Regions from separate parts of the Homo sapiens genome. Here regions 2 and 3 are each linked to region 1. Evidence: chromatin loops called from intact Hi-C (ENCODE). Cell type or tissue: endothelial cell of umbilical vein. All regions are shown on one strand. Each heading gives the region's core, and the rest is flanking DNA. Links, peaks and the distances in the headings are about the cores only.

Evidence for each region. Peaks named below come from ENCODE experiments on the same cell type or tissue, not always from the same donor. Only the 100,000 strongest peaks of a DNase experiment are listed, where the experiment ranks them.
Region 2: it touches region 1 in a loop (4-fold over the local background); 8 of 110 quality-filtered maps call a loop at or near these places.
Region 3: a loop joins it to region 1, with 3 times the contacts of the local background. A loop is called at or near these places in 21 of 110 quality-filtered maps.

What each region holds. Positions count from the first base shown.
Region 1 is chr5:75,677,184-75,685,279 of GRCh38, reverse strand. POC5 (POC5 centriolar protein) reads left to right here. Exons shown (of 12, transcript NM_001099271.2): 10 at 1-73; 11 at 7,330-7,506. Among named protein-coding and RNA genes, the nearest start is that of POC5, 36 kb to the left of the region's middle. In endothelial cell of umbilical vein, for the core only: a CTCF peak has its summit at 3,820 (motif pointing right); a DNase peak (open chromatin) is centred at 3,929; H3K27ac peaks cover 367 bases.
Region 2 is chr5:75,364,807-75,372,902 of GRCh38, reverse strand. It overlaps a transcript of CERT1 not described here. Among named protein-coding and RNA genes, the nearest start is that of HMGCR, 32 kb to the right of the region's middle. RefSeq lists an enhancer at 5,711-6,020. In endothelial cell of umbilical vein, for the core only: no CTCF peak of the experiment used is centred there; a DNase peak (open chromatin) is centred at 4,262.
Region 3 is chr5:75,576,951-75,585,046 of GRCh38, reverse strand. POLK (DNA polymerase kappa) reads right to left here. Exons shown (of 15, transcript NM_016218.6): 7 at 3,599-3,838; 8 at 1,630-1,754; 9 at 121-287. Among named protein-coding and RNA genes, the nearest start is that of ANKDD1B, 30 kb to the left of the region's middle. In endothelial cell of umbilical vein, for the core only: no CTCF peak of the experiment used is centred there; a DNase peak (open chromatin) is centred at 3,716.

The DNA of each region.
Region 1 (8,096 bases), core at 1,420-6,419:
CGCATCTTCTGTTCACGTTCCTGTTTCTGCTCTTGGTGCAGGATCTGCAGCTACTGCTGCATCAGAAGAAATGGTTAGTACAGTTTATACAGGTCCCACCTTATGAAAAGGGCGGCCAGGCCCAGTGGCTCACACCTGTAATCCCAGCACTTTGGGAGGCCGAGGCAGGTGGATCACGAGGTCAGGAGATCGAGACCATCCTGGCTAACACGGTGAAACCCCGTCTCTACTAAAAATACGAAAAATTAGCCGGGTGTGGTGGCAGCCGCCTGTAGTCCCAGCTACTCAGGAGGCCAAGGCAGGAGAATGGCGTGAACCCTGTAGACAGAGCTTGCAGTGAGCCGAGATCGCGCCACTGCACTCCAGCCTGGGCAACAGAGCGAGACTCCATCTCAAAAAAAAAAAAAAAGCTTGTTTGTAAATTTAATATTTTGAACTCATAAAATATTTTCCTATGGAGAAAAAAAAAATCTGTGGTATTTAGGCAAAGTCACTGAAAATATTTAATACACAAAGTGACTAGAGCATTAAATTGTAATGAAAATACCTGAAAGTGCTGTCATAGTAGTGATAATTAAGACAAAGAACTTTTTTATATTTTTCAAAAATTATGTAGGAGCCGGGCGCGGTGGCTCACGCCTGTAATCCCAGCACTCTGGGAGGCCGAGGTGGGCGGATCACCTGAGGTCAGAAGTTCAAGACCAGCCTGGCCATGGTGAAACCCCGCCTCTACTAAAAATACAAAAAATTAGCCGAGCGTGGTGGTGTGTGCCTGTAATCCCATCTACTCGGGAGGCTGAGGCAGGAGAATTGCTTGAACCCCGGAGGCGAAGTTGCAGTGAGCCAAGATGATGCCATTGCACTCCAGCCTGGGCAACAAGAGTGAAACTCCGTCGCAAAAAAAAAAAAAAAAAAATTATGTAGGAAAAGTAGATTTAATTTGAGAAAGAGTGAAGGACAGACTATGTTTGAAGAACACTATTGGGTGTTTTCAAAGGTGTGGGAGGTTAATGTATATTTAATTTTATATTTTCTATTCAGCTAACACCTTTCCTTTTTCCTAAATGCAGATATATCACTAACACTGCTCTGTAGTAACTCCATCTTGATCGAGTTTTAATTTGTAATTTGTAATTGGAATGGAGAGGAATAGTTTTTCCTAGAATCAGTGAGCTGCTATTAGAGAAGTGCCAAGAGGATAGTGTTAAATGGGGATGGAAGGTTTGTGTGAGAACTTGCCTGAAATGAAATTGATCAAGCTGTTAATATGGTAAGAGGCCGGGCATATTGGCTCACACCTGTAATCCCAGTACTTTGAGAGGCTGAGGTGAAAGGTTTGCTTGAGGCCAGAAGTTTGAGACCAGGCTGGGCAATATAGCGAGACCTCATCTTTACAAAAAAGTAGAAAATTAGTCAGGCATGGTGCTGTGCACTTGTACTCCCAGCTACTCAGGAGGCTGAGGCAGGAGGATCGCTTGAGCCCAAGAGTTCAAGGTTACTATGAGTTATGACTGCACCACTGCACTCCAGCCTGGGCAACGAGCAAGACCCTGTCTCTAATTTTTTTTTTTTTTTTAACTAGAGTTTCAGATGAAGCACATCGTGGCTCTAACTCCTTAGCCTCCTGTTGTTAAACTTGTATTCTGCAAACCATGTTTCTCAAGTAAGGGTGGAGTACAGATGCAAGCCAAGCTTATCAGACTCACCTGTGCAGAGCTAGCAGTGATTAGTTAGTCAGTTTAAAAAAAGCCATGCGCGGCGGCTCATGCCTGTAATCCCAACACTTTGGGAGGCTGAGGAGGGTGGATCACGAGGTCAGGAGTTCAAGACCAGCCTGGCCAAGATGGTGAAATCCTGTCTCTACTAAAAATATAAAAAATTAGCCGGGCATGGTGGTGGGCACCTGTAATCCCAGCTACTTGGGAGGCTGAGGCATAGAATTGCTTGAACCAGGGAGGCAGAGGTTGCAGTGAGCTGAGATCACGCCACTGCACTTCAGCCTGGGCGACACAGCGAGACTGTCTCAAAAAAAAAAAAAAACAACACTGTTAACTTCTTTCCTGCTGTGGTGTGGATCTGGTATAAAGGCATGTATAGTTTTATAAAGCTCCTGAGATGATTCTGATTTGCTTGTCTTCCTCTTCTCCCCAACTCCTAACCACTTACATAAGAGGAAAGAAGAGGCAGAATAAGTTTTAGGTCTTAAAATTCCCTTGGCAGGCCATCAGAAGGTGCCATTGCTCTGGACGGCTGTCTGTAGCTAAAGGAGGTATTGAGACAGACAAGTGGTCACCTTTAGTATTCTAACAGGTTTGAATTTTTACCTTTCGAGAGCTACTAACTTTGGGAGAAAATACATTGAGATCAGTTATTTACCAATTATTGACACAAAGAGTTTGAAAAATATCTAGCACATGGCTAAGAGAAATTTATGTGGGGGAGCTGTGACTTAGAAATAAGACATTGGCCGAGCACAGTGGCTCACGCCTGTAATCCCAGCACTCTGGGAGGCCGAGGCAGGTGGATCACAAGGTCAGGAGATTGAGACCACGCTGGCCAATGTGGTGAAACCCTGTCTCTACAAAAATACAAAAAAATTAGCCGGGCGTGGTGGCATGCGCCTGTAATCCCAGCTACTCAGGAGGCCGAGGTGGAAGAATCACTTGAACCCGGGAGGCAGAGATTGCGGTGAGCCAAGATCATGCCATTGCACTGCAGCCTGGGTGACAGAGTGAGACTCTGTCTCAAAAAAAAAAAAAAAAGAAAGAAATAAAACACTAAAATTCAACTCTGACATATTTTCAGCTGTGTTTGTTTTCCATGATTACACATTTTGAAGTGTGATCCTGCACAGATGACCTCATTTAAACATTCACTCACTGTGTTTATGTTCTGGTTTCTCATTCATCTTGCATATGCAGTTAACACACGCGGAGCTAGATTTTTCAAAATTCTCTTCCTAAAATGTAACTTCATGGGTACATCTGCATTTATATGTAAACCTGAATATGTATGGGAAGAACTGAATGAATGAGTTTGCTTAGCACCCTTTTTATTGCTAACTTTTTGAATAATCTGGTCATCGGAGATAGTGTTGAAGTCTTTGAAACCTGAAAACCATAATATTCTGTAGACAGCCCTTCCCTGTCTGCCCTATCCCACTATATCCACTTCTTCAAAAACAGATACACACTCCATTTCAGTCACATAAGTAAGTGGCCTTTAGGGCCAGGGAGAAAAGAGAATCACAATTAAATCTATCTCTAAGTATAATCTTAGTTTTCTTCCTTCCTTATATAGTTGAAATACTCAGATTTACCTCAAATATGTGTTTTTGTTTTTAAAAGAAACTTGATAACAAAAGTAGGAATAAATCCAGTAGTTGGCTAACTTACTGTGAAACCATCATTGTTGGGAATAGGAAAAGAAGAGAGAGATTTGCAATCCTGGCTTGGTTATCTTTCTTGTCATTTTAATCACAGAGGCTTCCTATGAACATTCAAAAATTTTTTTCAGTTTTTCTTGGTATTTCCAGTAGCTAAAAGGAGATAGGTCCAGAAAGTACAGAGAATTAGCAAACAAATAACTGGAGAATGGAAGATTACCATGCTAATAAAATAATATCTTATTTTAAAATATTATTATTTTAAAAAATTATTTAAATTTAAATAAAATTATTTAAAAAATAATAATATTAAAATGATTTTCTTTAATGCAGACATCCTCAGTATGTTAAAGACAATATCAGAATTTCATGGTGGAAACCATTTTTCAAAAAAGGCTGGACAGTTATACAAGCAAGCATATTGCAGTTCATAAAGTTGAACAGTAGATGGCATTTTATTCTTTTTCTAACTTCAATTGGAATAATTGAGGGGAAATATTTTTCACTGAATTTTAAAGCTATTTGGTAAAGACCTTTAGTAAAGTTTCTCTTCTAATTTTCCTCTTCATTTGAATAGAAAGTGAAAGGGTATCATTAGGGAGTTGGTACTGCGTTCTCCATTTTATAAATGAAGAAATTGAGGCTTAGAGAGTATGCAACTTGCCTAAGGACACGATTAGTAACTGATTTGGAATTCAGACTTTGAAAATCTGATTTAGACCTCTTACTCTTAACCAATGATCTGTACTGTCTCTCTGTCAAATATTAAGCTACAAATACTGTTTTTAATGTCATTTCATTTTTTTTCTTACTCCTTTCAATTTTGTTGCTTATGTTGATGTGGCTTAAAATGCTAGAATTTTTATTTTTATAGCATTTTTTAAAGTCAGCTAAGCTGATAAATTTAATGAACTCCAACATGATTGGTACCAGTAAGTGGTCATTTAATTTGCAGAGAATGATACATACCTAATGCATTATTTTATCCTAAAACATAAATATGTATTAATTTGCTGGTTTTAAATGTGGAGCCAAACTGAATGTGGGGTCAAAGATTGTAATTGTCATCTTTTTAATATAAACCACACCCAATATATTTTCTATGATCTCCAATTTCAGTTTCTGTAAAGCATGAACCTAACAAAACTTTCCAAACAATCTGATTAGAGAATCCTTCTAGGTTTTTCTTTCCTCCCCCTGATTAGTAGCAACTTTTTTCTAATAATTTATCTTTATGAATTATTTCTAAATTGTCCTTATGCATTTTCAACTTTTTCATCAATTTATACAATTTTTAATACATTAAATAAACATTAACAAGTACAAGTGACAAACCATCTGAAAACAAGCAGCCGACAGTAAACATGCGAGCCATTTAAGACAACTTCTATTTAATTCAATGAGCGTATAGAGATTTCTTTTAGAAGTCTTTTAGAAGTCATTTTATTTACAGGAGTATATATTTTCAAATTATTGAAGGCATTCTAAAGCAATTCTGAGCTGGGTTGAATGAAGCTTATCATCTATGAGCATTTTTCCTGCTACTCTAATTTTCTTCAGTCCAGACTTCTCTAGTTTTTCATTCACACCTGAAGCTCCAGGTGAGAATCATGGCTACTGAGAGGACACCCCTCAAGCGTGATTGGGCAGGAGGAAAGTTACAAACTCAATTGTACTTATTTCCACATTTTGGCAAAGAATATTCCTGCCAGCAATTAGTTTTCTATTTTGAAATAGCATTTAAGCATCTTCAGGAGTTTGTAAAATCTTTTTTGTCCCTTATTGTAATAAGTAATAGGACAAAGTTTCCCTCAGGCCAGAAGCATGAATTTAGTCCACAAAAACATATTTGTAAATATTTTTAAATCTGAGATTTAGTTTTTCAATTTCATAAGATCCATAGAAGTTTATGGTTTAAAAAGCCAAATCATTTTTACAAGGACTATAGTGAGAAACAGTCTTCTAAATTCCTCTCCCTAACTCTGTTAGCTGTTTCTTCTGTTTCCATTTTTTCCTAAATAGTATGTTTATATCATTATTTCTACATTTATTAATTTCAAACATTATCTGTTAACTTATTACAGATAAGAGGACTTGGCCTCCTGATGCCACCTTATTCCTTCTCTCTCTCTTCACTTTCCTTATCCTCCCTGTATGTTATAGATATTCCCATTTCAGATTAAATCATTTATGATTACTAATATAGCTAAGCCATGAATGTGTACTATGACTACATTTCCTTTCTGGTATAATGTTTTGTTCTTAGAATTAATTGCTTCATTTTTATCTTCGGTTTTCTATCCAACTATAGTGAATTATTTCCAAACTCTCCAAGGATTACAAAACCCCACTGAATGCTGTTTTCCATAGGGTCTTCCAAAAACATCAATACTCTGTCATTTTAATTTTCCCAGAGACATCTCTCCTGAAGCCCACTCTCTTCCCATTTCAGTATACAGCTGTGACTGTGTGTAGCTAGATGCAGCTATATGGAGAATCACAGATGAACTATAATAATCGGGAAAAGATTGATACTTAATAAATGCCTTTGGAAAAACTGTTTAGAGAAAAAATGAATTTAGATTAATACTTCACACTGGAATTTCAAATGTTTTAATAAGCTAAGCCAAAATAAGTAAATGTTATAAGAATATAACTACCTCAGCTGTCCAAAGCTGGTTTTGGTTTCATCATGGAAGCAAGAGGAAATTAATGACAGGATTAACCACAACTTAAAAAAATGGATGTGCATTGAAAATTAAGACAAATACATGAAATGGGGAAATCGTTTACACTCTGAGATAAGTATCTATAATTATTAAATGAGTTTAGTACTCGTCAGGAACTATTAAATTTAAATATTAATATCCTTTCAATTCTTAGCAAATAAGATGAATAGTTGACAAAATGGAATACAAATATGAAACATTAATAAAGAACCACAACTTGAATAGTAGATTTCACCTCAGACTTAAACAGGCGGCTGTGTAATTGATTGACAGTGGAAAAATAGTCCACTTACGTGTTATTCCTGCTGTAAATATTTTTCTGGAGTATTATCCAGCGATAAGCAGCAAAAGCTATAAAAGCTGATAATACTTTTTGATATGATCGTTCCATTGTTTGCAATATATTTTTATTATACAGAAGTAACTCTCAAAAGAGGATTTTTCTTTTGCAAAATGTGCTAAATGTAATAGAAAAAGAAAGACAAAGTAGTATGTTGGTATAAAAACCATCTCATTAAGAACTATAGCAGGTCTCTGTATTACCTCGTAAAAAAAAGTATATTAATAAAATGAGAAGGAAAAAAGGCAGAACACAGAAGCATATGTGTAATGATAATATTAATTATGCTTAAGGATCAAAGAGTCCATAAAACAGATTAATGGTTTCCAGAGGTTAAGGATGGTTGGGGAAGGAACAGAGAGATGGATATGACTGTCAAGGGTGGCACGAGGGAGATCTTCGTGGTGATGAGTATTCTGTATCTTGATTGAGTGATAGTTAACAGGAACTTAGGTGATAAAATGACAGAGATCTATACACAGGCATTATCTCATGGTGAGCTTCCTGGTTTTGACTTTGTTATATTCTAATTATGTCAGATGTAACCATGGCAGGAAACTGGGTGAAGAGCACACAGTACTTTTCAATATGATCTCTGTGTCTTTCTATAAATCTATCATTTAAAAAAAAAAAGTTGGTTTTTTAAGTTTCTAAAATCTTATAAAATCGTTGGCATACTCAGGTTAAAGGGATATTTTGGGGTGTTCAGTTTTGTTTTGCTTTTCGTCTTGTGATTTTGTTTTTTCCATGTTAAAGTTGGTTGAACATACAGTTATTTTAAGTGCCTGTGTATTCTTCATAATTTATGGAATCAATAGATTTTGCTGTGGATTTTCTGCCACCTTGTTACTTCTTTTATTTTTTTTTCTTCTTAGTATGTGCCAAGAGTTGTAACCTCTGCACAACAGAAAGCAGGAAGAACTATTACAGCCCGGATCACAGGAAGATGTGATTTTGCTTCAAAAAATAGAATTAGCAGCAGTTTAGCTATAATGGGAGTTTCTCCTCCCATGAGCTCAGTTGTTGTGGAAAAACATCATCCAGTCACAGTGGTGAGTCCACATTTGATGACCTTTTGTCAAAAAGTCTTTTTCCTGAGAGTTCATAGACTAGTAAACACTTACATAACATGTTGAGAAGATAAAAATTTATGATGACTGGTACTTGTTCTGCCTTTTCCTGTTACAGTTTTTTTTTTTTTTTTAATATATATACTTGTTTTTCTCAAACCTGCTATAAATCTACGTTTCTGCTGTTGGGAAATTAATTTCAGAAACATCGTTTCTTCCAAACTGTAAAAATTATAAAATACTAAAAGTAATCCAGTGTGTTTGTGGTCAAAAGAGTAAAATATGTAAATGCTTTATTATCAGTTTAAAAAGAGACAAAAATTGTTCACTCACTAGCTGCTCATGTAGCAGATATTTGATTACAAGAAAACTCCCCTACATTTATAGTTTTTAATTTTTGGTCCTTTTTTAAAAAAAGTCTTCCCCTTTTTTCAGTACAATTGTCAGCATGTTTTTAGTTTAACAAAATTCAACTTGCAGTAAATGCATGTGATATAAAGAAGGTGCATTGAATTTGAAGCAAAAATTTTAAAACCCGAGTTAGTGCTTCAGCTTTGCTACTTGTTGGCTTT
Region 2 (8,096 bases), core at 1,587-6,586, 310 kb after region 1:
AGAGGCATTTTGTAGATGCTTTGCTGACTTGTTCAGCTCTGTAAAAACACAGAAATCAGACCCATTTTGTAAAGCGGAAAATCATGTTACATGGAACATGTCCTGTATATATCACATACATGGTAATGGAGTCTTAATGATAAGTGCAAGATAATAATTTAATGATGGGATTAGTCTGATCGCTTAATATGCACAATCCTGGAAGTGAATTACTTGCATCAGATATAGTGATATTTATTATTCTGTACAGAGAGAAAAATACATATAAAACATATGCTTACATTACATGCACGCGGATTTCATGCTCCATAATCTTTTCTATTTTTTAATTTACCTTTCTGTAAATGATGTGCATGGAATATGCCTTATAGAAAAATGCTGTTCATAATTTGACTACGTGGAAAAGTGCCTATATGGTGGTAATGCTAGTAAGGCAAATAAGACAAATTATCATGTTGGTTTACTACATCACCAGTTAACATTTTATATTGTGATGTTTAAAAAAGAAAAATTTATACCTCAAATGTGTATTTTATTTTACAATCAGCTGTGGGGTATGGGGTTGGGATGGGAGAATGGGGGGGTTGGGGAGGGCAGGTTTATTCACCATAGCCGCTGATAAGAATCTTCAAAAAAATTCTATATGCGCACTATAAATGTTTCTCTGTTTGCCATTTCTGGTAACTATCATGAACACAGACAGTTAACTCTTTCATAACTGAATTGGATAGCTTTATTTTACAGAAGTATGGCAAGTTTACAAAGCAATATCTAAATCTAATTATCATTAGTTGCATTTGGACTAAATGTGATGATATACTTTTGCAATTGATTCTGTAAATAAAAGGATTACACTAAAATATTTGTATTAAAAGAAGAAAAGATAACATTTTACCTTTAGATAACTGCACTTGTACCTCACTAGAGTTAATCCCACCCAATCAGATTGAGAAATAAATTGGGGAATGTGGAAAGAGTCCAAAAGAGGTCAGAATTTGGAGAGGTACTGGCCTTCTGGACAACATTTAGACCCTCTACAATTATTTTCATTAAGCTGATTCCTACATCCTGAATATTCATGTTTTCTCATCTACAGATATTTGTCTTCCCCCAAACTAAAAGAAAAAAAACTACCCTTTACTCTCTTTTCTACTCAGTTACTCTTTTGTGCTATGTTAGAAACTTGAAATATATTGGTGATGTGGGGATTTTGTCCCTGACTGCCCACTGTACAGGACAAGAGAGTACAGTGTTTCAGTTGGAATTCAGGACTCCTGGTTTTGAGGTAGAGGATGATCACTGCAGTACTTGGTTTGGAATTGCCACAGGGGTAGCTAAACCAAAGGAGGGTTATATCTGCAAGGGAGGTGTAAGAAGGCAAAATAAGGAAAAGGAGGAATGGGTTTTCTATTTGTTCAGTTTCATCAACTAATTTATACACTTAATACAACTTCAGTGTCAATTGCTATTAAGAAATTTTTAGTTGGGCTGAGCTGGTTCTCTTGTGAAATTGTGCTGGTTATCTTTAAGCTTATCAGTTATTTGTCCAATTAAACACTTTTCACCAGTATTTAGTCCGAGTTGTACAGACGATGTATTTGGATTTTGTCATGGTTCATCTACAGACTCAAAACATAATCATTTTAAAGTACCTTGGGAGTGTGTAGAGTAACTTCTATAATAGCTTTATGATCCTGATGATGTTTTTTAAACACAATAAAGTTGGATCTTCCATGTTACAATCACAGAATTAAAACCAGTATTTAAAGTGGAAAAGTATTAAAATATTATGGACAAATATGCTGGCTTGATTTGTTTTCCTTAACCCTGAGATATTGCCCTACTCTGAATAGTTAAGAGCTTGAAATTCAGTGTTCTTCCCGTAACCCAGTTAGGGATCAAGAAAACTACTGAGTTGCAGCCTAAATTTTTTTTTTTTTTTTTTTTTTTGGAGACAGAGTCTTGCTTTGTCACCCAGGCTGGAGTGCAGTGGTGGGATCTTGGCTCACTGCAACCTCCACTTCCCAGGTTCAAGTGATTCTTGTGCCTCAGCCTCCTGAGTGGCTGGGATTACAGGCATGAGGCACTATGCCCGGCTAATTTTTGTATTTTTAGTAGAGACAGGGTTTCGCCATGTTGGCCAGGTTGGTCTCAAACTCCTGACCTCAGATGATCCACCCACCTGGGCCTCCCAAAGTGCTGGGATTACAGGCCTCAGCCATCGCGCCCAGCTCAGTTTTTTTTTTAACAAAATATAACAGGAGGAATATATCAAGTACATGACATGTAATAAATATTTTGTGTATCTTTTGTCATATGTATTACACATACGTGTGTAATGGGTTACAGTTTACAATGAATTTCTTACTGTGGATCACATCCAGAAGTTTTAAAAGATTGGTAGAGAAGCCATATTCACTTGGGTGTTTCTAAAATGGAAGCACAGTGCTGGTGAATGATACACACTTATTTTGTAATTGAGCTGTATGCATTTAATCATAAATAAATAATCTCATTTATTTAAATCTCGTTTAATCTCAGCTCCACTTGTTGCACTCAGGTAATTTATGCCCTAGAACAACCATGAAATGGGAAGTGTGGACTTCCATTTCACTCAGTCAGTGGATTCATATTGAAAGGCACTGAGCATATTTCTCTCCTAGTGTTCAAAGATACATGCCATCCAAACAATGTGATCTGTAAACAAAAGCCAACTACTTAATCTGGTGGGATGCTGGAGGGAAAATCTGACTTGTGTTGAATTTGATGACAGAGAAATATTATGTGGTCCTCATTCCTAGAGGGATTTTCTAGGGCACTTTTAACTGTGCAGTTTTTCTTTAGACTTGACTTTGGCATATAACCTGCAAATAAGGTGTAGTTCTAACTAGCAGTTTCAAATGAGGTTGCTTTTATAGGATCTTCCAGATTTTCTTGCCATTATTCGAACTTGGTTACAACAGAGTTCATACTATCATTTATATTGTCTACCTTTTAAGACACATTTTCTGTGAACGTTCCACATCTGTATACTTTGAATAGCCTTGCACAAATACCATAAGTGAAGCTACTTTATTTGGCCTCTTCATTCTCTCTTCCTATAGAATTCTGTGAGGTTAGTACTAGAACAAATCTTTAAGATCTCTGAAGTTATTAGAAGATGCCAAACCAGGATTTTCCTGTCACCCAGGCTCTGTGGTTGATGAGGTGGTGTGTGAGGGTATCTCCGCCGTGTCTGTACCGGCACTATGCCTTTTCTGACTCCTCCCCACTCAACAGTCCTGTGGAGGTGGTAGCGGTGATTGGTGGTACCACCCCTGTTTTACAGATGAGGGAACAGGTTGGGGTTACAAACCTACTGATTCCCTGACTCTTAAGTTTTTTTTTTTCCCATTAGACTCTACTTTTTAATGCCTATGTGTAATATCTAGAATATAGTGTTTGATGGACTAGAAAGAGCTAACATGCTTGAAGACTAGCAATTTTGGTGTATGGGTCTTAGTCCCACACTTCAATATTGGCTTCACAAAATTCCAAATACACATGGTTCCTTAACAATGGTTCGATTTATGATTGTTCGACTTTATGCAAAGCACTACAAATACAGTACACTCCAACTTACCATGGGGCTGCGTTCCGATAAACCAGTCATATATGGAAAATACCGTAAGTCAAAAGTACATTTTCAGCCGGGGGCAGCGGCTCACACCTGTAATCCCAGCACTTTGGAAGACTGAGGCGGGTGGATTGCCTGAGGTCAGGAGTTGAAGACCAGCCTGTCTAACATGGTGAAACCCCTTGTCTCTACTAAAAATAAAAAAGTTAGCTGGGTGTGGTGGCATGCACCTGTAATCCCCAGCTACTCAGGAGGCTGAGTCAGGAGAATTGCTTGATCCCGGGAGGTGGAAGTTGCAGTGAGCTGAGATTACACCACTGCACTCCAGCCTGGGTGATACAGCAAGACTCTGTCTCCAAAAAAAAAAAAGTTTTCAACTTACGTTATTTTCAACTTGCAGTGGGCTTATCAGCACATAGCCACATCATAAATGGAGGTGCTTCTGTCAAAAGTACATTATTGTTTTATTTTCAACTTACAGTGGGGCTTATCAGTATGTAGCCCCATCATAAGTCAAGGGGCTTTTATAACGATGTGTCTTACAAAATCCCACCAGATACAGAAAGGAGGGCAGTAAAGATGAAATTTGATCACAATTAGGTGCTTAAACTTTCTTCCTGTCCTCCAGCTCAGAGGATGAAACAGGAAACTGAGTCATAAAACACTACTACAAACAAGCCCAAGGATTTTATCCCAGATTTTCAACCCAAGGATGAGCTGCAATATAACTATCACTGTTTTGTTGGCTGCCTGCCACAGAATGACCACTGAGGAAATAAAGCGAGCTTTGGATTCACTGCAGCTTGGTTTACTGTGGTTCTTTTCTGTATTACCGTTGTTAGGATTGGGAGGTTTAAGTGGTAACTGGGTCCAGCAGCAGGGAATCTGCGTGCAGCAGCTAAATCAAGGTTTAGTCAATGTCCAAAACACTTTAGCAAATTGGATATCAGTAATTCCCCAGCACCCTAAAACAGTTCCCAGAGCAAGTATTTATTGAGCTCCTACTACATGCCATGAAGGATTGGAGATAAACGATAACCAGCATATAGCCTTCATTGTTGTCATAACCAGGCTTTTAAGAAATGTATCCAAAGTTAAAGGAAATAGGCTGGCCCGGGCGCGGTGGCTCACACCTGTAATCCCAGCACTTTGGTAGGCCGAGGCAGGTGGATCACGAGGTCAGGAGTTCGAGACCAGCCTGGCCAACATTGTGAAACCCCGTCTCTACTAAAAATACAAAAATTAGCTGGGTGTGGTGGCGGGCACCTGTAATCCCAGCTACTCGGGAGGCTGAGGCAGGAGAATCATTTGAACCCGGGAGGCAGAGGTTACAATGAGCCAAGATTGCACCATTGTACTCCAGCCTGGGCGACAGGGCAAGACTCCATCTTAAAAAAAAAAAAAAAAAAAAAAAGGATTTGAGATCAGAAGCATTTGAATAAGGTACATTGAACAATAGATTTAGCCACATTTGAGATGTACAAAAGTGTTTTTAATTCTTGGTTCTCAGTTCTCAAAAGATAGATAGGAAATAGGTTGTTGCTGTGTTTTAAGTTTACCAACCTCTGTACATTGATAGCACCACATTAATGGTATTCATTTTAATTTAAAACTACAATTTATAGTCTGTGACTCACTTTTCATTCCCAGCATCCAGTAGGTTTTTGTTGTTGTTATTTCTAAGTAAATTTCCAAGTTCCTGGTTACCATGTGTTAAACATACTGAGAAAGAATGAGACTTAGAAGTCAGAAGACCAGAGGTTCTCTTGCTCTCTCACTTGAACAGCTTTTATCTTGGGCAAATCATTTTAATGTGTCTAAGTCTATTTTAATCTATAAAATTATACAAAGCCACCTACTATGGCTACATCACAGGGTGGTTTGGGGAAGAGCAAGATAATGTATTTTAGTGCTTTAAAAACTTTAAAGTACTATGCAAATACTAAGGAATACTAAGGCAACTACAAATATGTGCTAGGTGCTGGGTTTTGAATGGTAGAGATAGGAAGATGAGCAAGAGACAGGAATAATGACAAGTTGCAAACATTTGGAGGCTTTGAGCAGAACTGTAAGTTACTTGGCTTGTCTGGGGTTTAGTCTACCTCCAGGACATAACCAGTAAGGGAGAAGACTAGGGGGAGAGGCACAGGCAGTTGGTAGAAAACCTTGAAGTGTGTAAAGTTTGATCTTTGTTCTGCCAGCAATGGGAGACACCGAGGGACTTTTTGGAGCATTATTATTGTACACGTTTTAGAAATATCTGTGGGTCTTGCCACCTGGTTTCGTTTGAATAGGGAATAAGTCAAATGGTTTTGGTTTTGTTTTTTGATACAGAGTCTCGCTGTGTCATCCAGGCTGGAGTGCAGTGGTGCGATAGCTCACTGCAACCTCCGCCTCCCGGGTTCAAGTGGTTCTCATGCCTCAGCCTCCCGAGTAGCTGGGATTAAAGGCATGCACCACCACGCCAGACTAATTTTTATGTTTTTAGTAGAGATGGGGGTTTCTCCATGTTGACCAGGCTGGTCTTGAACTCCTGGCCTCAAGTGATCTGCCCACCTCAGCCTCCCAAAATCCTGGGATTACGCCATAAGCCTGATGGTGGTGGTGGTGGTGTTTTGTTGGGTTTTTTTTTGTTTTGAGATGGAGTTCTGCTCTTGTCCAGGCTGGAGTGCAATGGCGCAATCTCGGCTCACTGCAACGTCTGCCTCCTGGGTTCAAGCGATTCTCCTGCCTTAGCCTCCCGAGTAGCTGGGATTACAGGCATGTGCCACCGCGCCTGTCTAATTTTGTATTTTTAGTAGAGATGGGGTTTCACCATGTTGGTCAGGCTCATCTCGAACTCCCAACCTCAGATGATCTGCCCACCTCGGCCTTCCAAAGTGCTGGGATTACAGGCGTGAGCCACTGCACCCCCTCAACTGTTATTCAGTTCTATAATATGTCCTTTTCCTTTGTATTTGGATTATATAACTACTATGATATTGCTTGTTGTATTAGTCTAGAAGCTCTACTAATAAGCTAGGCTGTAGCTTATCAGCTCAACTGACCAGTAGAACACAAGGCCCCACCTAAAGTCAGAGAGCAGTTTCAATGGAGTGTATGTTTAAGGTGGCAAAAAAGTGAAAAAAAAAATATGGATAGGTTGTGAATAGCAGTAAATGAACCTGGAGGGGCAGAAGAGTTTTTAACTTCAATGAGAAGGTGCAAGGATGAGATCCAGGAAAAGGAACACCATTATCTTCTTTTCCCCTAGGACTTAAGCTTTATAAAGAGATGCCAGCTCTCCCAGCCAGAGATAGTGGCAGATAAGCAAGGGGTCAAAAGAAATGCAGGGCAGCCCACAGTAGGTCTGGGCTGCAAAGGGTTATGGCTAGTTAGCTGCAACTGCTGAGGAGAGACGATGAAAACAAAGATTGACTGAGTCACCTCTGCTGACAATCCCTGTGGTGCTCTGTGGAAGGTACTAGGCTGTTCTCTAAAGTATCAATACACATGAGATTCATATCATCCACTACAAAAATATACATGTTTCCATCTTTGGATGATAAACTGATTCTGTGTTTATATGAGGACACAATAAATACAGCATTTCATAGACTACGTAGAGCTAGATACCTCCTTAGAAGCCAGCGAATCCAACTGTCATTTCACAAGGAAACTGAAGACGAGATAGGAAGTGAATAGCGTAAGGTCTCACAGCTAGTCAGTGCCATAGCAAGGACTGGAATGGAAGTCTCTGGATTTCCAGCTCCCTCAACACTGCCTTCCTCTGTTGTGACTGTTTTCTGTTTGGCATAAGTGTGGAGTATATTAATTTATTGCCTCGGCCATTCAACAAACTTAGACCTTTAATGTAAGGCACTTGTTTAAGGTAACAAGAAAAGACATAGTCCCTGCCTTCCAGAGACCTCAGTCTGGAAAAAATGGGGGCAAGATTTATCTCTGCAGTACAGAATAAAAAATCTTTGGCTTTTATTTTTATATATTTTTTATCATTTAATTTTTTGTTTGATAATGTATATAATTCAATATAATTTATCAAGAAATATTAACAGCCTGGCCAACATGGTGAGACCCTGTCTCTACTAAAAATATAAAAATTAGCCATGCACGGTGGTGCATGTCTGTAATCCCAGCTACTTGGGAGGCTTGAGGTAGGAGAATCACTTGAACCTGGGAGACGGAGGTTGCAGTGAGCTAAGATTGCGTCACTGCACTCCAGCCTGGGCAACAGAGTGAGACTGTCTCAAAAAACAAAATTATTGGAGGTGCGTGTCCAGAACTTTTTCTGATGGGGTGTTCAAGGTTTGAGTTCTACTGGCATAGTTAAATGCTGTCCTGAGCAAGTTAAAGATGGCTTTTCCCCCAATAACTTTCCATTTAAAATTACCATTCTCTTGGCTATACCAGCAAGCTTCAGTTATTTAACTGTTGTACAGTTGAATAAGGTACTGGTCCATGTCCTGTTAGGAAGCAGGCT
Region 3 (8,096 bases), core at 1,587-6,586, 100 kb after region 1:
GAATTAAACTAGCCTGAAAGAATTTTAAAACATGTTATCCATATAGCCTCATCTCAATGGTTAAAACTGATATTGCAGCAAATGCTGAAGAAAAAGCAGAATGACAATACATATAGATACCTCGTCAGGTGTGTTGAACCTAGACCCAAGGAGATATGAAGGAAATAATGCCAAGATGTTTCAGAGAAAAGGAGAGAAAGCAATGCCCTCTGTTGGTAAAGTTCTGTACATGTAATAATTCCAAGGGCCTTTAACATTTTCTCTGTAACTTTTCCTATTCCAGAAACCTAGAAAAGAATCAATATTTATTATTAATAGATTTTAAAGTGAAGCTAAAAATTGAGATTACAACCTCATTACACTTTTTTTTTTTTTGAGATGGAGTCTCGCTCTTGTTGCCCAAGCTGGAGTACAGTGGTGCCAAGTTGGCTCCCCACAACCTCCACCTCCTGGGTTGTTCAAGCGATTCTCCTGCCTTAGCCTCCTGAGCAGCTGGGATTACAGACATGCGCCACCATACCCGGCTAATTTTGTATTTTTAGTAGAGATGGGGTTTCTTCTTATTGGTCAGGCTGGTCTTGAACTCCTGACCTTAGGTGATCCGCCCACCCTGGCCTCCCAAAGTGCTCATTATATCTTTTATCATCGATAAAAGGTATGAATAATGTGACTATCTTCACAAGTCATGCAAGAAAACTGCTTTAATTACTTTTTGACCACATTTACTAAACTAGCGTTTCATGGAATTTCAAAAGGCATTAAAAAAGGAGTGCTGTTGTCATATAAACTTGGGGAATGGTGGGATTGACAAATTTAAGTGAAACTTTTTATTCCAAGATTTATGAATTTTTAATATATTAATATGCATAGTGACACATCAATGGTACATTCCAAAGGTATCTGACCCCAGAACCTTTTTAAAGGGAATATCTATCCATACTTGAAAAACATATTGGAAAACACTGCTTTGCAGCTACTCCTCACATATACTAGTCAGTAATCATTACATATTACATACTGAGCATTGAAAAATATTTAAATTCATTCATGTACATTATGTTGAATGAGAAAAGCAAGTCCTAGAACATCATATACAGTAGTGCATAGTGCAATTACTGAAAAAATAGTGTATATATGCAGAAAAATCTAGAAGCTCTAAAAAATAATAAAGTATACACTTTCTGGAACCCCTGAGGGATAATTTTACCATTTTAAAAATGGCAAAATATTTTGGTTTATTCTCTGTCAAAAACAATTAAAATTCTAAATCTCTTTGAAGCATCATGCCCATTAATCTAGTAGCAATCTGGACTTTAGAACTAAGATAGCACTAAGTTACAGATGAAAGGACTGTTAGAAATATTCTTTTAATTTCCCTTCTCCTTGGCAGTAGTTCACTTAAAAATCTGATTATTACTTTCTTAAAAGTTTATAGCAAATAAGCTAAATCTCACTTTTATGGTTTCATAGAAAGGTTTCTTCAAGTCCAAATTCAATCATCCATTATAGTTCTTGCTTTTATCTATTATTTTAAAACTTTTAAGCAAAGAATGATTAACTATTGGCCTACACAGTATCTCTTCAGAATTCAGAGTACATATATAAATAAACTTTATGTAAAAATCTTACCTTTCTAATGGGTAAATCCTTGATGAAGTCCATCACAGCTTGTCTATTGGGAAGAATTTGGTATTGTCCATTTGGTTTATTCTTATCACTGCATACTTTTGCTAACATTGTATTTGGGGCAATGCCTTAAAAGAAGAATACTCTGATGACTCAAAGAAGTTGATATGTATGACTTTTAAATATGCAATAACAAAACAGAAAAAAAAAGTTAATTGCAAAAAATCTCAAATGATATATAATGCTACTTTAAAAATAACATTTGATTACCATCTATCTCCCCAGGGTTTGCTATGGTTTTAGGAAAATAAATTGTACTAGTTACAGTCATTGTGGCAGCAAAAATGAGAAATATTTAATTCTCCATGACATTTTAAAATGTAAGAGTAATTTCTGAGCTAAGCAATATTAAGTGTTACTATTAGCTTACTTACTACCTTTAGTAGGAATACAGATTTTTTTTTTTTTTTTTCAGATGGAGTCTTGCTCTGTCGCCCAGGCTGGAGTGCAATGGCGTGATCTTGGCTCACTGCAACCTCCGCCTCCTGGGTTCAAGCGATTCTCCTGTCTCAGCCTCCCGAGTAGCTGGGATTAGAGGCACGCAACACCATGCCTGGCTAATTTTTGTATTTTTAGTAGAGATGGGGGTTTCACCATATTGGTCAGGCTGGTCTCGAACTCCTGACCTCAGGTAGTCCACGAGCTTCGGCCTCCCAAAGTGCTGGGATTACAGGCGTGAGCCATCATGCCCAGCCCAGATTGTTTTTATAGTGGTTCTATATCTATCTCTAAGAAAAGATACAGAATATAATTTAGGGTGGATGTTTACTCTTTGAAAATGTCTTTTGCGTAGATTATCCACATAAAGCAAAAAATCAAAGATTCTGGTTACAGTATATTTAAAATAATGATAATTAGATGGTGTATCCTTTTTATGTTATTCACAAAACAAATTACTATTTTTCAAAAAGATGTTTCACAATTTCTAGGAGTCCTAATTAAGATAATTTGAAATAGCTATATTCAAATATATTCATTAAACAGTTCATTTTAATTGTTATATAGATCTTCCTAAAATGCATTATTCATTCTCATGCTTTGGTGTAGAAAGAAAAGATTTACCTAATCACAATATGGCTTTTACAAGATAGTTCAGGGTCCTCATGATGAATAACAGTTATTATGTTAAGAGACAGTGATGGCCTCATGGGTTATCAACATATGTAAATTTGTTTTTCCTTTTACCAGATTGTTCTGGATTGCTATGTTGCTAGTTAGTATTTCTTTTGTCTCTTACCTTGTGGCCGTCTGGGTTCTCTCCTGCAATGTAATCTTGGACAGGATTGAAGTCTCCCAAGGAAAAACTAATACTCAAGTTATTACATGCAAAACCAATAAAAATATATTTTGTGCTAGAAAAAGATAGCTATATGAAATTTATGAGTCGGGCGCGGTGGCTCAGGCCTGTAATCCCAGCACTTTGGGAGGCCAAGGTGGGCGGATCATGAGGTCAGGATATGGAGACCATCCTGGCTAACATGGTGAAACACCGTCACTACTGAAAATACAAAAAATTAGCTGGGCATGGTGGCATGCGCCTGTAGTCCCACCTACTTGGGAGGCTGAGGCAGGAGAATCGCTTGAACCCAGGAGGCAGAGGTTGCAGTAAGCTGAATGAGATCGCCCCACTGCACTCCAACCTGGGCAACAGAGCAAGACTCCATCTCAAAAAAAAAAAAAAAGAAAGAAACGTATAATCTTTTTTTTCCTTCAGGCTCATAGTCTGCTTAATTCCAATTTACTTACTAGGTTCACAGCTATTCTGAATAGGTAAAGTTGTTAGAAGTTGAATGAAAGACTAAGTAAGTAAAATGTTACTATATACTTTATAATGAGAAACTACTAATATTACACTTAAATTAGCCAGTCTGAAAATTATAACTACAGTGGCCATCAATACTCTTTTAAATACCTGCACTGGCTGTCAGTGTTGTTTTCTGCTCAATTCTGAAACGAATTTCCTTTACCACTTCCTGGGCTGATGTTCCAAAAACAACTGAGTTTTGGAGTATTTGAGGATTGTTTTGTTCTTCAAAGTTCACTTGGAAAGGATCTCCTGGGGGCTGCACATCAGAAGGACTCTCTTCAAAAAGTAGTGGAGAGATGGATCGTTCATGCTCACTCAGTTTATTAACTTCCTTTCCTGGATTATCTAAGTCATAAACAGGAAAATAACTCACCTTTATTTTAAGAAGTATATACTTCATAAGTTAGGTTTCCCTACATTATTTCTGAAGACAAAAACAAAAATCTAGTTTAGTTTAGTTTCTAGGATCCAAGATCAGAAATGCCATCATTTATCATTTAATGTTTTATAACCATTAAAGAGAACACTGATTATGAATTTTTCTTAAAAAGACTATTATCCATTTCCACAGTATAAATATTAAAAGGAAATATCTTATGTAAAACTCACTAATGTTCGTACCTAAATTAATTGAAATTCAGAATTAGGTTTCAGTTCACATTACCTTTTTCTTAAAAAAAAAAAAAGGAAATCTTTTCTTTATTCTTCTTTAGGAAGAAAAAGAATCTTCGAAAATTAGAATTTAGAATATAATAAACAATATATAATAATTATACTGAAAATAAGTTTTGTTTTTAGAAGGAAAAACACTTAACTTTTCTTCATTTATGGAAGAAACCTTTTAGATGTTAAAATAATCTGAATTTTCTTCTTTCAAATGCTGATTTTAATTTTGATTTGCTTGTTTATAAAGTATCACTTTGACTAAGGGCACATTTGTAATAAATAGAAATTACCTGTGAAAGTTATGCTTCTTTGAATATACAAATTCTGAAGGTCTGATTGGATAATCCAAGTTTAAGAAAAAGAGACGTTATTATTAATAGGCTATAAACTATTATTACAAAGTAAAGTAAAAATACCAGTCTGGTTATTGCCTCTTTATATTTATATTTTTCATAAATGGACTGTAAAATATTCTTAAATCTATACTGATACTAAAAATGTCTCCATGAACAAATCTATTAAAGCCTGTTTTCTTGGCTTAATGTAGAAGAAATACAATTTAAATGTATTTATAACAACCAAGGTTAGCAACAAAGCTTTCTGATCCCATCTCGTAATTTTATTACATATAAATATTTTCCAAATTAAGGTCAATACAGAAGAAAAAATTAAATTTCTAGTTTTAAGATGCATACGAATGTATATTACTTGAAAAATGTATTTGGCTGTTTAGGAAAAAATTTTAAAGATAATATAAAATAAATATGACAGACATCTGATTAATTTAAAAATTTAAAATATGTAGTGTGAAGTAAGTCATAGATGTTAATTCAGTCAGATGTTTTCCAAATCTGAATTCCCAGGGCACATACACAATAAGCTTATTTTCTTTCTCTCTTTTTTTTTTTTTTTTTTTAAGACAGGGTCTCCCTCTTGCCCAGGCTGGAGTATAGCTAGGACTACAGGCGCGAGCCATCACGCTTAGCTAATTTTATAATTTTTTGGTAAATATAGGGTTTCACAATCTTGCCCAGGGTGGTCTCAAACTCCTGGCCTCAACTGATCCTCCCACCTCAGCCTCCTAAAGTGCTAGGATTATAAATGTGAACCACCTTGCCTCGCCAATAAGCCTTATTTTCAAACTTACATTAGCTGATATTTATGTGCTTCAGTTCCTGTCATTTTTTAATATGCTGGTTTTAAAATGTAGAACAATTCAGAGGGGAAACAGGCCAGGCAAGGTGGCTCACGTCTGTAATCCCAGCACTTTGGGAAGCTGAGGTGGGAGGATCACCTGAGGTCAGGAGTTCGAGACCAGCCTGGCTAACATGGTGAAACCCCATCTCTACTAAAAATACAAAAATGAGCCAGGAATGGTGGCGCACAGCTACTCCGGAGGCTGGGGCAGGAGAATTACTTCAACCCAGGAGGCAGAGGTTGCAGTGAGCTGAGATTGTGCCACTGTACTCCAGCCTTGGTGACAGAGTGAGACTCCATCTCAAAAAAATAAAAAAAAATAAAAAAAAAATAAAGACTGTGAAACAATTGAAATGGTATCTACCTGGAGCCCTTTTCCCCATCTGGATGGGTAGAAGTCACGGTAAAGAAAGCTACAGAAAAACTGCAAACCAAGTAAGTTATCTGCCACATTCATAAACCCGTTCTGCAGAGTTTTTTATGCCATGTTTTGTACCTCATGCCTCTACCACCCTGCCCTCAGGTGAGCCACTGTGAGAGCAGAACTATACAGCAGGAAGTGAAGAATGCTGCCTTCTCACACATTATCAGAGCTGCTGCAGAATGTTCAGGTACCTTTTCAATCTGAACTACTTTCTACTTTTTTGTGAGGCCTGGCTGTGTAACTAAGAGCTGAAGTAGTTTCTTATTTGCTTTGTGACAGAAACATCTTTATAATCCCCATAACTAAGGTAATCAGAATGTAACACTAGGATTAAAGCATTTCATTTGGAAGACAAGTGCTAAAAAGTGTATGGTATTTCAGTTTCTTATATTATCTGGCACTCACCATCCAGATTTACATGGGAGAGTAAACATTTAAAAAATTATTATTTTATTTGTATGTAGAGATGGTAGTTAGCAATATATTTCCAAAGACAAACACCTTTTAGAAAATGGGGAAACAGCAAAACAATGTCTTGGACTTTAGAGGAAGATATATCAATTGCCTTCCACAGTTCCAATGCACTATTGACAATTTCCCATGGCATGATGTGAGGTGAGACACGCCTGAAAGTCCAGCCCACAGGTATTTACACATGAGAAGAAAAGTTTAACTATTCCAATTGTTTAAGAATATGAAAATACACGAAGAGGGCAATATACAAGTAAATATGTTAAAAGCAATAGATATTAAAAATTCACATATTCATAGTGAGTTTGGACATTATAATAAATGAAAAGAACATTAGTAGGCTGGGCGTGGTGGCTCATGCCTGTAATCCCAGCACTTTGGAAGGCCGAGGCGGGCAGATCACCTGAGGTCAGGAGTTTGAGACCAGCCTGGCCAACATGGTGAAACCCCACCTCTACTAAAAATACAAAAAATTAGTCGGGTGTGGTGGCACGCGCCTCTAATCCCAGATACTTGGGAGTCTAAGGCAGGAGAACTGCTTGAACCCAGGAGGCGGAGGTTGCAGTGAGCTGAGACTGCACCACTGCACTCCAGCCTGGGCAACACAGTGAGACCCTATCTCAAAAAAAAGAAAAAAATTAGTAGAAAATGAAAACATTTACTTTAATCCCAATGTAAAGCTTTTAAAACACATCATGCAAGTAATTGTTATGGGAGGCCCTCAGGGGATGCTTTGACATAATTATTTAATGATTTTCCCCCATTCTCTTGTGAAAGTAAGGAATTAATAAAGTAAGATTTTATACAAAGTGACATCAGGCTTTATGTTCCACATCCTCAAACAATAAAGTTACACCAAATAAGGAAAACCTTTTGCTCTGTGCCTGTGTCGAGAAATGATGATTATTGTTTAATGCTCCTATAAAAAAAAAGAGAGAGCTATCCCTTAGCACTTTAAATAAGGTAATGAAGTTGTATTTGATGCCCATATTAAACTTGCATCAAATGATGTGAGTCACAAATAATGTGAGAGAGTTAGATTAATGTCATTGTGGATCTACCATTTTTGCTTCAGGGAAAGTTACAAACAGGTCTCCCCAGCACTGCCTGGCCCGTCTGAAGCAATGAGTGGTGCACATGAAATGTTCCTGTGGGTTGTGAGCAAACCCTTCTGTGTCACTTTTTCATCCAGGTGAACTTTGTTCAGGGGTCCAGGACATCTCAGACATAATCATACCTTTGACAAAATGTTGAAAGCAGTATGTGTAATATCTGCATGTTTCTTGGCATTGCTTTTGGATAGGTCATAAAGGGATTATTTTTTTAAAAAAACCCTGGAGTCTTGAAATTATAAAGTCTAAGGCAAAGAAGGGAGTGGGAAGTCATTAATTTTGGCAGAGCTAAAAACAGTCATAATTGCTATAATAATTAGATTATAGAAAATTAGGAAAATGAAGAAAAATAGAATCATCCAATGTTTTGATATGTTTGAGGCTAGTCTTTTCTAACAACAAGAAAAGGCCGCTTTAAACAGACAACTTCCTCAGCTTCAATGCCATCCAAACTCTTTGTTAGTTAGACCTTAGGAAAATAACTGCTATAAAATTACTTTGTTCAGGGACTCTGCAGACTCTTAAGCTCAGAGATTTAACAATCACATTTTGTTTATATGTGATATTCCACATGTTTAACTCAGAAAACCCACTGGTATTTTTAAAATTTTCTGATTTTACATTTTTATAAAGGTACATATCTATCCCTTCTACCTATGCAGGCTAATAAATTAATTGGATTAATTCAAAGAGTTGTGGGTTTTTTTTTTTCACTGCTTCTTGGTTTGATAGT